2 separate regions of the Mus musculus genome follow, and region 1 is linked to region 2. Evidence: chromatin loops called from intact Hi-C (ENCODE). Cell type or tissue: gastrocnemius. All regions are shown on one strand. Region 1 overlaps Aff3 (AF4/FMR2 family, member 3). Region 2 overlaps Aff3 (AF4/FMR2 family, member 3).

The links. A loop is a pair of places that touch in the nucleus more often than their neighbours do. Peaks named below come from ENCODE experiments on the same cell type or tissue, not always from the same donor. Only the 100,000 strongest peaks of a DNase experiment are listed, where the experiment ranks them.
Region 1: it touches region 2 in a loop (2.3-fold over the local background); 2 of 42 quality-filtered maps call a loop at or near these places.

What each region holds. Positions count from the first base shown.
Region 1 is chr1:38,381,415-38,389,414 of GRCm38, reverse strand. All of the region lies in intron 5 of Aff3 (AF4/FMR2 family, member 3), which reads left to right. Among named protein-coding and RNA genes, the nearest start is that of Gm16150, 170 kb to the right of the region's middle. In gastrocnemius, no CTCF peak of the experiment used is centred here; no DNase peak of the experiment used is centred here.
Region 2 is chr1:38,198,100-38,206,099 of GRCm38, reverse strand. It overlaps Aff3 (AF4/FMR2 family, member 3), which reads left to right. Exons shown (of 22, transcript NM_001290814.1): 14 at 1,009-1,210; 15 at 2,162-2,289. Among named protein-coding and RNA genes, the nearest start is that of Gm16150, 17 kb to the left of the region's middle. In gastrocnemius, a CTCF peak has its summit at 3,133 (motif pointing left); DNase peaks (open chromatin) are centred at 5,105, 6,041, 7,085, 7,435 and 1 more place; H3K27ac peaks cover 2,237 bases.

The DNA.
Region 1 (8,000 bases), 180 kb before region 2:
CTGCGCCTCTTACCTGGTCACCAACCGGGATTGGTCCCATTTCAGGAATCACTGTGGCATGGCTTCCCTTGGGGTTGACCTCCTCCTCCTGTCTAGTAGGAAACCCTGGGAGATCAAAGGTAGAAGAACAAAGACATTTCTGCTCATGGAGTCTCCATATAAATGACGACTCCTGGGAGGATGACAGTATGGTCATCGTAAGTGACATGTTATAAGAAAGTGAGACTTCAGCTTTTCTTTCTTTCTTTCTTTCTCTCTCTCTCTCTCTCTCTTTCTTTCTTTCTTTCTTTCTTTCTTTTTTCCTTTCTTTTTTTGAGACAGGGTCTCTCTGTGTAGCCCAGGCTGTCCTGGAACTCACTTTGTAGAGCAGGCTGACCTTGAACTCAGAAATCCGCCTGCCTCTGCCTCCTAAGTGCTGGGATTAAAGGCATGCACCACCACCACCACCTGGCTGACTTCAGCATTTCGATGTGCATGCCTACCTACCATCGTTCACAGGAGGCTGGGCCACCACATAGCACCCCTCCTTTAGGATGGCAAAGACTCTGGAGAGCAACAGCCAGGATGTCTCTTTACCACATCTTCTGGTGTTCTCAGCCGCACAGTGACTCTGTTTGCAGAAGTAACACTCCCCCATCTTGTCACTGTCTGGTGTGGTCTGTGGAGAACCTGATGCCTGGAACCTCTCCTCTGAAAGGAGCATGAATTATATGTTTGAGTTTCTGGACAAGCTCACATCTGCTTCCCCTCTCCTCCCCCGCTCCCATGTACAGAAGGAAAACAGGATCTCTTCTTTTGGCAGTGTAGCAGTTGGGACACTTGCCATGAGTTCTTTGCAGACTAGGGGTAAGAAGAGTGTTAGATCTGATATCTGCATCCCTGGGTTGGAATCTGCTGTTTTTATGGCCTTAAGAAAAGTCCCTCTGCATCCTAGTCTTCTCGTCTATAAATCAGAGCTAATCAAACCTTCTTTACCTGTCTTGCAATGGAGGTCTGAGGTTCTCACAAGAAAGATGGATATTCAAAGTGCCTTGTAAACTATAAATCATATAATGAGATGTAAGGCTTATTTTTTTGTTGTTGTTGCAACCATTATTTTAACGTGTTTATCACCATCCCTGTAGAGCACTGGGTTCTCGAAGTATCAGACTGTGTTATTCATACCCATAGAATACATGGCTCTGCATTCATCTCTGTAGATAAATTGAGGCAGAAGGATGCCCTCCACATCCCAGCCTCCAGAAGACATGAGTTGGCTATGAGCTGTACTCCAACTAAGGTTGCTGATCAGCTTGCCTTGAACTGGAGATGGCCCTGGGGCGTCTTCTAAAGGCAGCTTAGCCACAAAGCCCCTCAGAAGTGAACTGAGATGAAGATAAAGAGAAACAGAGGGGTGGCAGGTGAGGAAGACAAAGGTCAGCCATGAGCCCAGTCATGCACATGTCCTCTAGGAGCTCAAGGGTCAAGGGCCAAATTCTCCCAGAGCTTCCAGGACAGAAAGTGGCCCGGCAGACACCCTGGCGTTCACCTCTAAGGTCATAAACGTGTGTTGCCTTAACCCACTAGGTCAGAGGCAATTTAGTCCTGCAGAGATAGGGAGCTGCATCAACCCAGCTCGACTAATGCAAGGACACAGTCTGTCGGGTGCCGTGTTAGAAATAACCAAAGCGAAGACTCTCCCCAGTCAGCTGAAGGATTAGCAGCCTAATGCCTCTACATGGGCCTGGTCTGCCCAGGCGTTCTGACTAATCCTGCACTTTGCCTTCACTTTAGTTCCTGACTTCAGTAAGCAATAACTTTATTGCTCTGTGCCCTGTGGTATTCCACAAATACTCGGCGACTGCCAGACAGCTTAAGTGTTGAAATGATTTCCGAGGCGAGGGAACAGGTGTGGTGAGGTTAGAAATCCTGGAGGGGGATAAGCAGAACTTTCTGGCATTGTATAGCAACCAGGAGGATGCTCAGCTGCCTTTGAGTTACCTTTGGCTCCCCTCACCTGCTCTTCACACTGAACACTCCACTGCAGACCACCCAGTGGTAGGAGGCCTGGCTTATTCAGCAACTGTGAGGTTGGTTTACAGGTGCCAGTATTGATTAAAATCACCAAGAGCCTTAACTACAACCCACCAATCCATTAGTACATTAGGAAGGTCCTGGATTGTGAGTGTATAAGGCTGATCTGGGCATGCTTTCTGAACACTCACTATACCCCACTATAGATGCTAGTATCCATGTGGTACTGAGCATGCTTTCTGAGCACTCACTATACCCCACTATAGATGCTAGTATCCATGTGGTACTGAGCATGCTTACTGAGCACTTGCTATACCCCACTATAGGTGCTAGTATCCATGTGGTACTGAGCATGCTATCTGAGCACTTGCTATACCCCACTGTAGGTGCTAGTATCCATGTGGTACTGAGCATGCTTTCTGAGCACTCACTATACCCCACTATAGATGCTAGTATCCATGTGGTACTGAGCATGCTATCTGAGCACTTGCTATACCCCACTATAGGTGCTAGTATCCATGTGGTACTGAGCATGCTTACTGAGCACTCGCTATACCCCACTATAGATGCTAGTATTCATGTGGTACTGAGCATGCTTACTATACCCCACTATAGATGCTAGTGCCCATGTGGTACTGAGCATGCTTACTGAGCACTCACTATACCCCACTATAGATGCTAGTGTCCATGTGGTACTGAGCATGCTTTCTGAGCACTTGCTATACCCCACTATAGGTGCTAGTATCCATGTGGTACTGAGCATGCTATCTGAGCACTTGCTATACCCCACTATAGGTGCTAGTATCCATGTGGTACTGAGCATGCTTACTGAGCACTCGCTATATCCCACTTTAGATGCTAGTATCCATGTGGTACTGAGCATGCTTACTATACCCCACTATAGATGCTAGTGCCCATGTGGTACTGAGCATGCTTTCTGAGCACTTGCTATACCCCACTATAGGTGCTAGTATCCACGTGGTACTGAGCATTCTTTCTGAACACTTGCTATATCCCACTATAGGTGCTAGTATCCATGTGGTACTGAGCATTCTTTCTGAACACTTGCTATACCCCACTATAGATGCTAGTATCCATGTGGTACTGAGCATGCTTACTGAGCACTCGCTATACCCCACTATAGATGCTAGTATCCATGTGGTACTGAGCATGCTTACTATACCCCACTATAGATGCTAGTGCCCATGTGGTACTGAGCATGTAGCAGACTAATCCCCTAGGGTTTTTATAAAATGAAGGGACCTTTATCCTACCCACACATTGTCCATCAGAAGTTACTGGAGAACTCCTCCAGAAAGTGCTGTATTTGGCAGGAAACTGCCTTAAAATAGAATATACAACCCTATATTAAAGGAGTTAATGACCACACATAACAGTGAATAGGTAGCTCACAAAAGCCACAGGGGCATGCAAGGCCAGTGTGCACATAGATATAGCAGGGCTTACTGGGCAAGGATTTGGGTTTCATTTGCTTACACATTTAGAAGAAGCAACACACGCACACGCACACGCACATGCACACTTGTGCTCCTTGCACCTTAAATGAAGGCAACTCCAGACCACTCCCACACACAACAGCAACAATCTTGAGTAGCCTCCTTTGCCTCCCGTGTTCAGTTTCTTGAAGACAGACAGGCTTTTGACTTTCAGCTTTATGGCTTGCTAGCTGAGTGTCTGTGGATAGATTATGTGATGTCCTTGAGTTTATTCTGGTTCTGTTGAAAGATATTGAAGATGGAGAAAGATGACATGAACCATGCCTGTGACACTCCTTTCACCTGTAACCCTTTTTGCTTCCTGGAGGTTCAGGCTGGTTAGAAACAGAAGCCTTTCTTTTTCCACCTTGCCTGAGATCACCGAGAACAGGACACTTTAACAACCCCCACCCCTGTCACTCTGCATCTCCCCCAATACCCTCTTCTGTTTCTTTCCCTCCTTACCAACATACCTTTCCTCCCAAGTCCTGGGATCTGCCTTGGAGCCTCAAAGGCTGTCTTCTTTCTAGAAACATCTTTCTTATGTTAAAACAAAACAAAACCAACAAAACACTTCAAGAAACACTATTTCCCATGCACCTTCAAAACACACACAGACAAAAGCCTTCTTCCTTCCTTCCTTCCTTCCTTCTTTCCTTCCTTCCTTCCTTCCTTCCTTCCTTCCTTCCTTCCTTCCTTCCTTCCCCGTTGTCTCTCGGAGTTTAGATTTATATCCTTTCTTACCTGTTGACTTTTCCTGCCTGTGGAGTGGACCTGTGATCTGCAGAAGCAAATGGAATAAGAGCCCTCTCATTCTGTGGCTGTATTATCACCAGGCACTCATTAAGCAAATCCGGCATTTTAATGCACTAACACAAACACATGACCGTGTAAGAGAAAGTATTACAGAAGTAGCACCACCCACAGCAACCCACGGAGTTGCAGTTGGAGAAAAGTGAGTTACAGCCCTGCTGAGGCAGGCACTGTTTCTGTCCGGGAAACTAAGTTCCCGACATTATATCTCATTTTTATATATCGTTGCTAAGCAACATTAAAAGGATATGGTAATTGCAGTTATGTGGACTTCCTTAATTTTTTTTTCCCTAACGCCACTTCTTAATTCTGTTAAATTAGCCTTGTCATTGATTCTGTGGTCTTTCCTGGATGTATTGACTGAGGCTCTGCAGTTAGCCGGGGTGGGGGTGGCGGTGGCGGCTTGCTTTTGTAACTGGATCACACGCCCGAGTCGTTATCAGCTGCTTGCTCATCTCCTATTGTTTTTTTTACACTGCAGCAGAGTTCCAGTATCTGCCATGTGATATAAAAACAAACAAGCATTAAAGTACAATACAAGCCCTAGACTGGGCCTGCTGGTGGATCAGTTATATCTGACCTGCTTTCTAGAATCCGTTTCCTGTCACTGGTGATCTTGACGCTCCAAGGACGTCTGTTTCTTTGTTCTGAAGTGCTTCTCCAGTCTTGCCTGCTTGCTTCTCCCCAGTACATGCTGTGTTTTGGCCTTAGCGCAGAGGTGATGGTCAGCTGGGAGTGGAAATGTAAGCCTCCATCTCAGGGTCAGCTGTTTTGGTGTTAAGGGAAGGGTTCCCACCCTATGGTTGCAACGACACTGATATACACAGCACCTGTGCTGGACCAGTGAGACCAAGCACCTTGTATTCGACTGGACGTCCTTCTCGAGGAAGGAGCACCCAGGACCATGCAAGGGCAGCATTCCACAACACTGAGCCGGCAGAGCTGCAGGACACGGGCTCCATACTTACAGAGGAGTGAGGTGACCTCTCTTTCTCACAGGAGGATATGACCAGCTTGTCAGAAAAATAGGGCCTGTGCCTGGTCCTCTGATAAAGGACCCTGCATGACTAAGGACATTAATCATGGGGCAGAATGGAGGTGGGTGAGAGCTTGGTGGCTTCACCAGTGTTAAGACAGCCCCTAACGTTGACTTGCAGTCTGTAGAAAGCTTCATTTGTGACCTCAGAAGGAAAGAATGTATAGTTTGCGCTTGGAAATCTAATATGATACCTTCCCAACCAAGTTGACTGTCCGAAAAGCCAATTGTCTGTTTAGGGACATAAGTGTTCTCTATCTCAGAAAAGGCATGCACACTGGGTATGTTGTAGCAGTTGAGATATTAGAGGCATGGCTAATTCAGTCCTAACCAAAGAGCTGCTGGGATTTTATCAGACTTACCAAGAACCAATGGGGCCTGAACCACCAAAGTGTGTGCCGTGCAATCATGAGGGCCTGAATGTAATTTCTAGAACCAATGTTAAAAAGCTAAACATAACAGTGTGATTTATAATCCCAGTTCAGGGGAGGTGGAAGCAGGGGGCCCCCAGGGCTTACTGGCTAGCGTATTCATGGAGTTCCAGGCCAGTGTGAGACCCTCTTTCCAAAAATAAGTGGAGGGTACCCATGGACTGACACCTGAGGTTGTCCCCTGGCCATTATGTACATGTACATAATGTGCCACACGTGTGTACTCCCCCACACATAAGCACACATCCAGAACCAACTGATCAGCTAACAACCCATATACTCGTCCCTAGCTCCTGTTAGCGCATGTCTAAGAGGACAGCTAGTATTCAAATGAACTAGTTTTTATTCACCAAGAACATCAGTATACTTATATGCAAACGGTAGATTTTATCAATATTGGTTGGTGGATGCAAAGAACACCATAGGTTGTACCACTGATACCCCAGAGTGGGAACACTTGAAGTTAAGCATCCCCTCTGTTGTCTTCCTGAAGCCTCAGATGACCCCTCCACCCTTCAGATGTCTAGAGGCTCATTTTCTGCTCCACAATACATAATATTATGTTTCTTTTCAGAAATGAGGGAGATTTATTAGGGGGGAAAGATGCTCAGTGTTACTATGTCATGTATTATAAGTGGCATTCCTGTGAAGATTTAGCACTTAACATAAAGTGCTTTCTGTCTGCCAGATGGTGAGCTGCCGCCCCCTATCCACTTATTTCCCAACAAGGCTGCATTAGGGAGGGTGTTTGCCTAAGTTATCAAAAAGGCAACAATAAATGTTAACGAGCACACAGAAAGGGGGGACACATGCATTTGTTGAAAATGTAAATTAGTACCACCATTGTGAAAAGCAGTGTGTAGAGTCCCCAGAAAACTAAAATTAGGACTTCTCTTGTATGTGGCAGCGCCATGATTGCCGCTGTGTACAATAGAAATTCAATCAATATGTGGGAGACCTCTCTCTCTCTCTCTCTCTCTCTCTCTCTCTCTCTCTCTCTGTGTGTGTGTGTGTGTGTGTGTGTGTGTGTGTGTGTGTGTGTGTGTATGTCTGGGTGACATCATGTTCACTGAAGAAAATCCAGAACAGAAAACAAGCACTGTGCAATCTCACTCTGATGTGGAATCTTTTAAGAAAGTTTATCTCAGCTGAGTAGTGGTGGCAAAGCCTTTAATCCCAGGATTCAGGAGGCAGAGGTAGAGGCAGGTAGATCTCTGAGTTTGAGGCCAGCCTGGTCGACAGAGTTCCAGGGGCCAAGGCTACACAGAGAAACCCCATCTTGACAAACAGAAACAAAAATAAAGAACACTTCTCTCAGAACTAGAAAGTAGAACAGAGGTCAGCAGAGACTGGGACAGGCAGGGGAAAAGCAGAGGGAATCATGGGACAGGCAGAGGGAAAGCAGGGGACTCATGGGAAAGGCAGAGGGAAAAGGAGGAATCCTGGGAAAGGCAGAAAGAAAACAGTGTAATCACAGATGCTTGAACACACATAAGTAGAAGAGTGAATCCTAGTGTTCTGTAGCATACTGCAGTGACCATAGTTGATGATATCTAAGAGAAAGAATTGTGAGTGTTTCCAGCACAAAGAAATGGTATTTGCAACTATAAAATTGCTGGCTTTCCTGTATTAGTCATTTTACACTACATGTATCAGAATGCCATACTGTGCTCCTTTAAAATGAAGAGTTCTGTGACTTCATGTCAGACCAAGGAGCTTCAGTTGGGACTTCCCCAATCACGTCCAGACTGGTAAAGTTCCCAGGACAAATCAGAAGCCAGATCCCTGAGGCAATGCCTGGGATTTCTGAGGAAGCCATCATCCCCCTAACTCCCGGTGGCTTGAGACAGTCCACGACGTACAGGGCCATTGTCTGCCCCCAGGTTGTCTCATCTGTGCCTAGCATCCTGCCTGACATAATATACAGGAGCTCAGTACACACTGATGGGATTAATTAACTAATGACTTGAACGTTAACCTACTGAGGGTGACTTCATCAGAGCAGTGGGCTGAAGCAGTGCTGCCCTGAACTGCTGGGATCTGTTCCTGTCGACTGTATTCGCCATGGTCGCTGCAGTGCATGAGGCCAAGGGCTCCTCTTTGGCTTACTAAAGTGTTTACCTGTCCTGCGAGGCCTTTTCGTCTGTTTTTAAGCGTTTCGAATTTTGTCTAGAAATAAAAAGTTAAGATTGATCTTAAGGAATGCTTCAG
Region 2 (8,000 bases):
TTCTGTCTCCACACGCATCTATTTGCATGATGTTAAAGAACTTTGCTGTTTAATTTAGAGGATAGTGCTTAAGGTCCCCACTGTGACTACTAGCTAAGGAAATTGCTTTTGAAGTGACTTAATGGCTTGTTTGCTCTGATAACCAACACATACAATTAACTCATCGTAACCCCAGGAGTCACCGGCTAAACCTTCATTGGTTTTACTGTTCTGTTGTGTAAATTGTATTAGGTGACTCTATGGGCATCTTTGGTTAGCAGTGATTGACTCTTTCGGGATACCACATCCTTCACAAACAATTCTTCTTCCTAATGCAAAACACATAGCTCCCCAGCAGGAAGCATCATCGTAGGCACGGTAAGACTTTAGTGTCAGTCTGTCTGTCTTCTCTGATGGTTGATTTGGAGAAATTCTGTTTAAGACTAGACAATCGTCTTTAAGGTAAAAAGTAAGAGCTGAGGATCAGAAATTGTGGTTTCAGGTACCAGTTGCTTTGTTGTGTGTTTATTCTGATCGGTGCCTGGTGAATTCAGACACTCAGTGGTTGGAAGGTGGCTTCAGGCCTTGGAGTCACCCTGATGTTCTGTGACTGTATCCTACAGACTCAGTCGCTGGCCGGCGGGGATCCTCTAAGAAACTGAGTACAGCTTACTGCTGTTGACTGTTGCTTGGCTTTTCCCAGCTACTCAGGCTCGTGAGGAACAGCTCACTTATTCAGTATTTGTAGACCCCTTGATGGAGCACTGGGAGTGTGAACATGTTACTCTTCTCAGTCCTTCATTGGCAGGAGCTCCAGATTACTGGGCGTCCCGATAAAGTAAAGAAACCAAGCATGAGCTCTGTTTATTGTTTACTGTGATCCTGGTGCCATAAAGTCACTTCTCCAAAGTAATTCCCAAGAAACTTCTTCCTGCCAACAGATGTTAAGTGAGAGGCTGGGCAGTACAAGAAGCACGGCCTCTCTTCCCTGTGCAGACTGGGACGCTCCGTTGCTGTTTCTCTTTTCAGCTTGGCAATACCAATAAACAAAAATGAAAAGATGCTCCGGTCGCCCACTTCGCCACTCTCAGACACATGTAAACACAAATACGCCAGCGAGGACCTGACTTCTTCCAGCCGACCTCACGGCAACGGGTTGTTGACTTCAGCGTCTTCCAACAAAGAGCCAAAGGCTGAGAGTCAGCTGCAGACGATTGCTGGGGACCTCACGGTTTGTCAAGGCCCTTTCTTTCTAAATAAACCCAGTGAAACTGAGCCCGCCACTCTGTCCCTAGCCTAGAAATCCAGATTCTCACGGGGACTGTGGCAGCAGCACACACCTGTGATCCTAGCATTCAGCAGGCTGAGGTAGTTCAAAATCAGCCCAGATTTATATATTAAGACCTTATCTGGAGAGAGACAGAGACAGAGACAGACAGAGAGACACAGACAGGGAAACACAGAGAGAGGGGGGGGGAGAGAGAGAGAATCCTTAAACCCTACCCTAGATCTACTAAAGGAGAAGCTAAGTCAGCGATCTGTTTTAGCAGGCTTCCATATGATTCTGTTATGTATCTAAATTGGGAAAAATACAAGCCCAGGTCCTCCACCCATGGTTACTATTTGAACTTGAGAAAGTTGCCTAACCCACCCAGTCTTTTCTCCCATCCATGGAAGGAGCATAAGACACCCTTTTTTATATTACCGTGAGAACAGAATTGACAACGGTGCAGAAGTCCTCAGCTTGATCCCTAGACATGCACAGGCTGAGCATCCCTAAGCCACAGGGTTCCAAGATCTGAAACTTGCTGAACACCAACATAATTCTAATTCTGCAATCGGGTCATTCCACACCTGACTTCCTCCTAGGATAGATTCACAAAACTGTTTTAAAACATACAGCATACAATTGTTTTAATGTATATCTAATCACTACATGCGTGGGGAGAAAAACAGACGAGTTTCATACTTAGACTTGGGTTCTACCTCCCAAAAAAAATCACTTGTGGTCCCCAGTATTTTGGATAAAAAAATACACAACCTGTTACTTTTTCTTTATTGAAACAAAATCACCATCATGTCTAGTACAGAGCAGAGTGATATTCTCTGGGTTAAAAGGTATCTGTCGCTCTCTCGGCCAAGTAGCCATGCCTCAGTGGCTTCTGTCTCATTTTTTATTTAGAAGGCATCTCACAACAGTTCTGAAAATGGCACCCTCCATAGCAAGTCACGGCCCCAGACGGAGCCATGGTCTCCAGGTTCCAATGGCCACAGGGACTGCAAGAGACAGAAACTGATCTTCGATGACATGTAAGTTTTAATATGGTGAGGGGGAAGGACGTAGAAAAAGATCGCTGCCTCCCATTTTTGATGTGGCTATTTGCCCTTGCACGATACGGTCACTTAAATGTCCTTCTCAAAGGAAGCCCTAACTTTGTGGCCACCCCTGGGTAAACAGGATCACCAGGGATAATGGGTTTAGCACCCAAGGCCTCAAGAAACTGAGGCAAACTGAACTGATGGGCCTATTTCTTCTTTAATTATGTATGTATCTGTCTGGGTATGTGTCCATGAGTGTGGGTATTCGTGGATCGCTCGCCCAATGTGGGTTCTGAGACCAAACGCAAGCCCTTTGCAAGAGCAGGGTATACTCTTAACTGCTCAGCTCTCTGTCCAGCCCCCGGTGAGTCTTATTTCTAAGGATATGGATTAAGGGATATCAGATTTACAGAACCAAAAGTGCTTCTTAGGATGGCCAAAGAATAATGTTGATTTACCCCTGAATGCTGTTTTCTGGCAAGATGTGGGTTCTTTGTAACAGCGTAAACAGGCCTGATACAGAACAACCAACCCCACATCATCTGTCCACTTCTACTGCTAAAACCTGAATGCATCTCCCATAGCCAGCACCAGCTCGCAAGGAGAAAGGAGTGGAAGGTGAGTAAGAAGACTGGCCAGCCATGCTCTGGAGACTGAAGATAATTTAGTGTTCCAGGGAGAAAGCAGGTGTCAAGGAGGCAGAAGGTGGAGTTTCATGAGTTCAGCTTGAATCCTGCCTTCAGTTGTTAGCTGACCCAAAAGCATGCAGTACAATGCATGTCCACATGTGGCAGGATAAATGAAGTCTCCAGAAACAGCAGGCAGGAGATTCCTGCCCTCCGGTGGCTTACAGTTCAACTGCAGTGACAGACTATAAGCCAAAAGCCCTCTGAAAGTCAGACTATAACGTGCTCTCAAGATATCCCAGCCCGTTCTCAGAAAGATCAATAATACCAGTGATGACTGCCTCCCTCGTTTGGGGTGCCACACAAGCAGCAACATCTGGGGAACCCCAGGCACCCTGCTGGGATCACAGCCCTGCTCACTGTTTGACAGCCCTCCCTCATCCTCACCCAAGTATAGAATGTGTTGCCTGCTTCTCTGTCAGACCTAAGTCGAGTAGTAATCTTTTACGTATTAATTAGACTTTTATACATTAACCAGGGCACAGAGTTCTAGGGTTGGAAGCCAGATGTGTCATTTAAAAATCACGTGCTAAGGTAACTGAATCTGGGGAGCGAGGGAGGTCTCCCTTCCTCATCTGGTTACTGGAACTGCGTGCCAGCTCCCTGCATGCAGCCTTCCCCTCCCGTCCCCTCAGCTGCTCCAGCACCCACTTTAGTCGCTTTCCCTTTGCTGAGCTCATTGGCCCTTGGGACGGCAGTCAGGTGGTCTCTCTCGGACTTTGTGTGGAAATTGTCCCTGTGAATTTTAGTCATTTTTGAAAACAGACACAATTAGAGTGATAATTAAGGTGATCGTAGCATTTGTGGTTTCGACTCATAGCTGGTAACAGAAGTGTTAGGCACTGGGGTGCCCAAAACACCAAATATTTCTAGTAGATGATATGGGGAGCATAGTAAAGATAAGAAGAAAAAACAAGTATGTATGAGAAAATAAGTTTAATGACTTCCCCAGTGGTCAAAATAGAGGGCTGAGTCAGAAAGAGCAGCCCAATATGTGAAGTTTCTAGAACTTTTTATGAGTGGAAATGTTTCTCGTTATATTCCTTGTCTGTACCAGTGAAGAGGCTGAGCCTGTTGGCAGGCCGTGTAGCTCTGGCTGTTGCCTGTGCTGGGACTGTTTGTTCTCTTAGGGATATGGTAGAATGAAATGGAAAAGCACTCTTCCACACCCCCCTGCATGGAGAGGAGTGTCCACTTACCCCCAAATGATTTGCAATCTCTGTTAGAAAAATAAACACACAACAGAAACAGCCACTGGCCTAAGAAAGCTGTGGGAAGAGTCTAAAAACTCGAAAGGCCAAGAACCAACATTGTCTCTCCCTTTAAGCCATGAAAATAGCTGTCCCTCGAGAGACCAAAGTCACCTAACATGCAAAATGTCTTACACACCCAGCTGCTATATACAAAGCACCTACTATGTGCCAGGTACAGGCAACAGCCAGGATATACTGATGAGTTCATTCTGTTATTCTCCAGAGTCAGAGGAGAGAAGCCCATGGTGGACCAATACAACCACCACTACTGTGACTATGGTCACACCTGCTCCTCTTCCCGCCCCTTCTCTTCCCTCTTAGTTCCTTATCTTAGTTCCCATCAGCTTTTCCTCTTCTTCCCCCTTCATGTGTACTCCCACATCCCCCGTTCTTCCTTCCCTTCTGTCATAATTAGTTCTAACTTGACACATCTGGGAAGAGGAAACCTCAGTTAAGCAACTGTCTCCATAAGAAATGGCCTGAGGCTATGTTTATGGGGCGTTCTCTTGAGTGTCCGTTGGTGTAGGAGCCCAGCCCACTATGGGCAGTACCATCCCTAGGCGAGTGATGCAAATAAACCCTTCCTGCCCTCCCCTTTCCCATTGGATTTTTTCCTCCTCTTTTCCTTCCCTCCTCTCACTTCCTTTTCCTCCTCTCTCACTTCCTTTTCTTCCTCTTTTACCTGACATTTTCTGCCCTGGCAGCTTCCTGGTCAAGAAGGTCCTCAGCCCCTTCCACTTTCTTTGGCTTATCTTCACTGGGGCATCAATGGGGCCTGAGATGAACAGAAAAGCTGCCAGGAGAAGAAAGGGAGGGTGCCAGATCATTAGGGCAGAGCCACTGAGAAGCTGATAGGAAACAACTAGAAAGATCCAAAAAGTAACAGGTGCCACACTCTGGCTTAGTTAGTTTGTTTCATTCCTTGATTTAGTTATTTACTTTGCAACCCAGTCACATCTTCCCCTCTCCCTCTCCTCTGGGTCCTGGCTCTCACCAGACCTCCTCCACCCTTCTCCCCTTCTCCACAGAGGGGGACGACTCCCCTGCACATAGCTTTTTTTAAAAAAGGAAATTCATCCTTTTGTATTATAAATACTGTTAATGGTTGAATAAACATACAATTCAGACAACTGAAGCCACCAGGCTGTCAAGAATGGGTGCTGAATAAATATAGCTGACTTATAAATACCTTTCCCAGGGGAGGGCCTGGATCTTTCCATCTTTCTTTCTTTTCCCATAAACTTGCATGAAAGAGCGCTTAGATTCATGCCTTCCACACCTCACTTCCTATGTTTCTTACCAATTAAGCAGCAGTTAGTGCTCTGAGGATGCAAATGAACTGAAGGGGTTAGCTCTTATTTTAGAACCTGAATCAAGGTCGGCTTGCTCTTGGTAAGCTGCAGGCGCAGACTAGCAGCAGTCTGACAGCCCCTCCTCCCCTGACATTCCACAAAAGCATGAAAAGCAGGGACAATTACTACTCCACAGCCTCAGGAGGAAGGTGGAAAACAGACTTTTCTTTGAAAAGACAGGATCCGAGAATTTATATCAAGGAGCGGCGGTGCTTGGTTCAACCCGCAGCTTAGATGCTGGTCTTATTAGTGCAAAGCAGCGAGCTGTGTATTATTTGGTGTTGTAATTAGTGACAGGGAGCTTTGGCCGGGGAGAATTGAGAGAGATATGGCATGGGAAGCCTCAGTCCAGAAATACTGAATTCATGGAGCTACATGGTGAAAGGCTTGGCTAGGAATGAAGCCCGGCTCCTGCCAGCCGTATTGCTGTGTTAGAAGCCAGTGGGGCTGGAGGCCAGCACTGCCTGCTGCTCTCTGAAGGATGTACTGTCCTCTGCCCGTATTTCCATGGAAGAGGCGGTCACGACCAGAGCACCCAGCCCATCTACCAAATGTCCCATCTGTCCCCATGATGCCAGGAGCAGAAGCAGAGCTAGCTATCCCTCCTGAGCTGAATGAGGGCTCCCTGGAACACGCAGTACTGAAGGCCGTGAGCATGGTAAGTGTGAATGGCAGGAAGGGACTGGGGCTTACCATGTGTAAGGTAATTACATGGCGCACTCTCCTAGCTAAAAGGATTTTAATTTTATAGAGGAAGGGAAGATTCCTGCATATGAGAGGGTGAATCTCCCACAGCATGACTTAATCAAAGGAAACAAGTAGAATGTCTGCATAGGCCCTATTGTCATAGGCAGGGCACTCTGGGGACCTTTCCACAGCACTGCTGTCCTGAGGGAGACCTTGCTGCAGCAAAGCTGGACCCCACCTTTTTGTTCTTAGGGAACTGTTTCCATTGCATATTCAGGTTGGGTCCCTACTTTATTCTGATGGATGGAAAAACAGAAAGGTCGGATGGAAGGAAAAGGATACATCCTTCTCTTACTGAAACCTTCAGGCCCTGCTAAAATCGATTGCTGAAACATCCAACGCAGAGAAGAACAGCAGTGAGATGGATGGTTTTCCATCTCAATAAAAGTTGCTTAAATGATTCAAACCTTGCCTGCCTTAGCCAGCACAGCCTGAGAAAGGTACTCTGAGTGGTGTCAGAAACGCATGCGGCGTAGGGTGCTTCCCCTCTGGAGACACCAAGTTCCAAGCTCCTTAGGATTCCAGTCAGTATCCATCAAAGAACAAAGCTGCGTAGGGATCTTTACTGCTTAAACACTGTCTAGCTGCTTCAACAGGGTGTGTGCAGACAGCAACACCTGGGAGCCCCAGTCTCCTAACATCCCCCACCAACAGTGATGACTGGAAGGGAGCAGGCGGGAGAACACTTGCCTGGCGTGCAGGAAGCTGAGTTTGTCACCCAGCTCTGTAAAGCTAGCACTACAAACAGCTTGTGTGTGAAAAGGAAACATTCAACCTCTTGCACCATCGGCCTTCTTTTGGAACAAGCACCTGAAAGCCAAGGACACAGTTAGGGCATGCCAAATGATACAGGGGGTATCGCAAGAAAGAGAAATCTATTTGATGCCATCGTTGCTCCTCTGTCTGGTGTAGATTTCAGTTTCTCTAAGCAAATCATCCCGATTGCTCCACGCCCAGGAACCTGTTTTGTTCAAACACAGTGAGCTCTCATCCCTGCCATTTTGCACAAAACAGGCTTGCTCTATGGAAGGACGGCCTTTCAAAGAGGTAGGAATTACAGAAAGCAGTGTGCCAGCCTCTCTGTGGGAGGCCATTCATCTCTCTGCTCCCTCAGCCAGGAAGGAGAACAAAAAACCCAAGTCCTCTCTAAAGCTCCTGTGCTCCGATGTGTCAGGTCCTTTGCACGCCGCTGCCGCTCAGGGCCAAGACTATGTGTCTGCAGATCATGCTGATGGAAGAAAAGAAAAGGAAACGTCCTGTTTGGATCAAGCACACCAGTCGCTTTTGTTACACTGACCTATTAGCACAAAGGTGCACACGACTGAGCTCTGGCTCTGCCATTAGCCAGTCCCGATTTCTGTGGAGCGCTGGATGCTCTTCCATTTGCAGTGTTTAATTGCACGTTTATTGGCCTGTTCATGACCGTCATAAAACACTATGAAAAATAACACACAGGGTATTATTATAGAAGTGTAAAGACTCTAGATTTTCCCACTTAAAGACAGGTCGGGTGAAAAATGTATTCTGCACTGAGACCATTAGTTTTATTTCAGAACCTTTGGTATATTAGATTCTGAACCTCTGACAGGTGTAAGGACAATTTCATTTTTCCTACTGACTTGTATACAGCTGCGAAAAGAAACATCTTCAGAGTAACGTGAGTC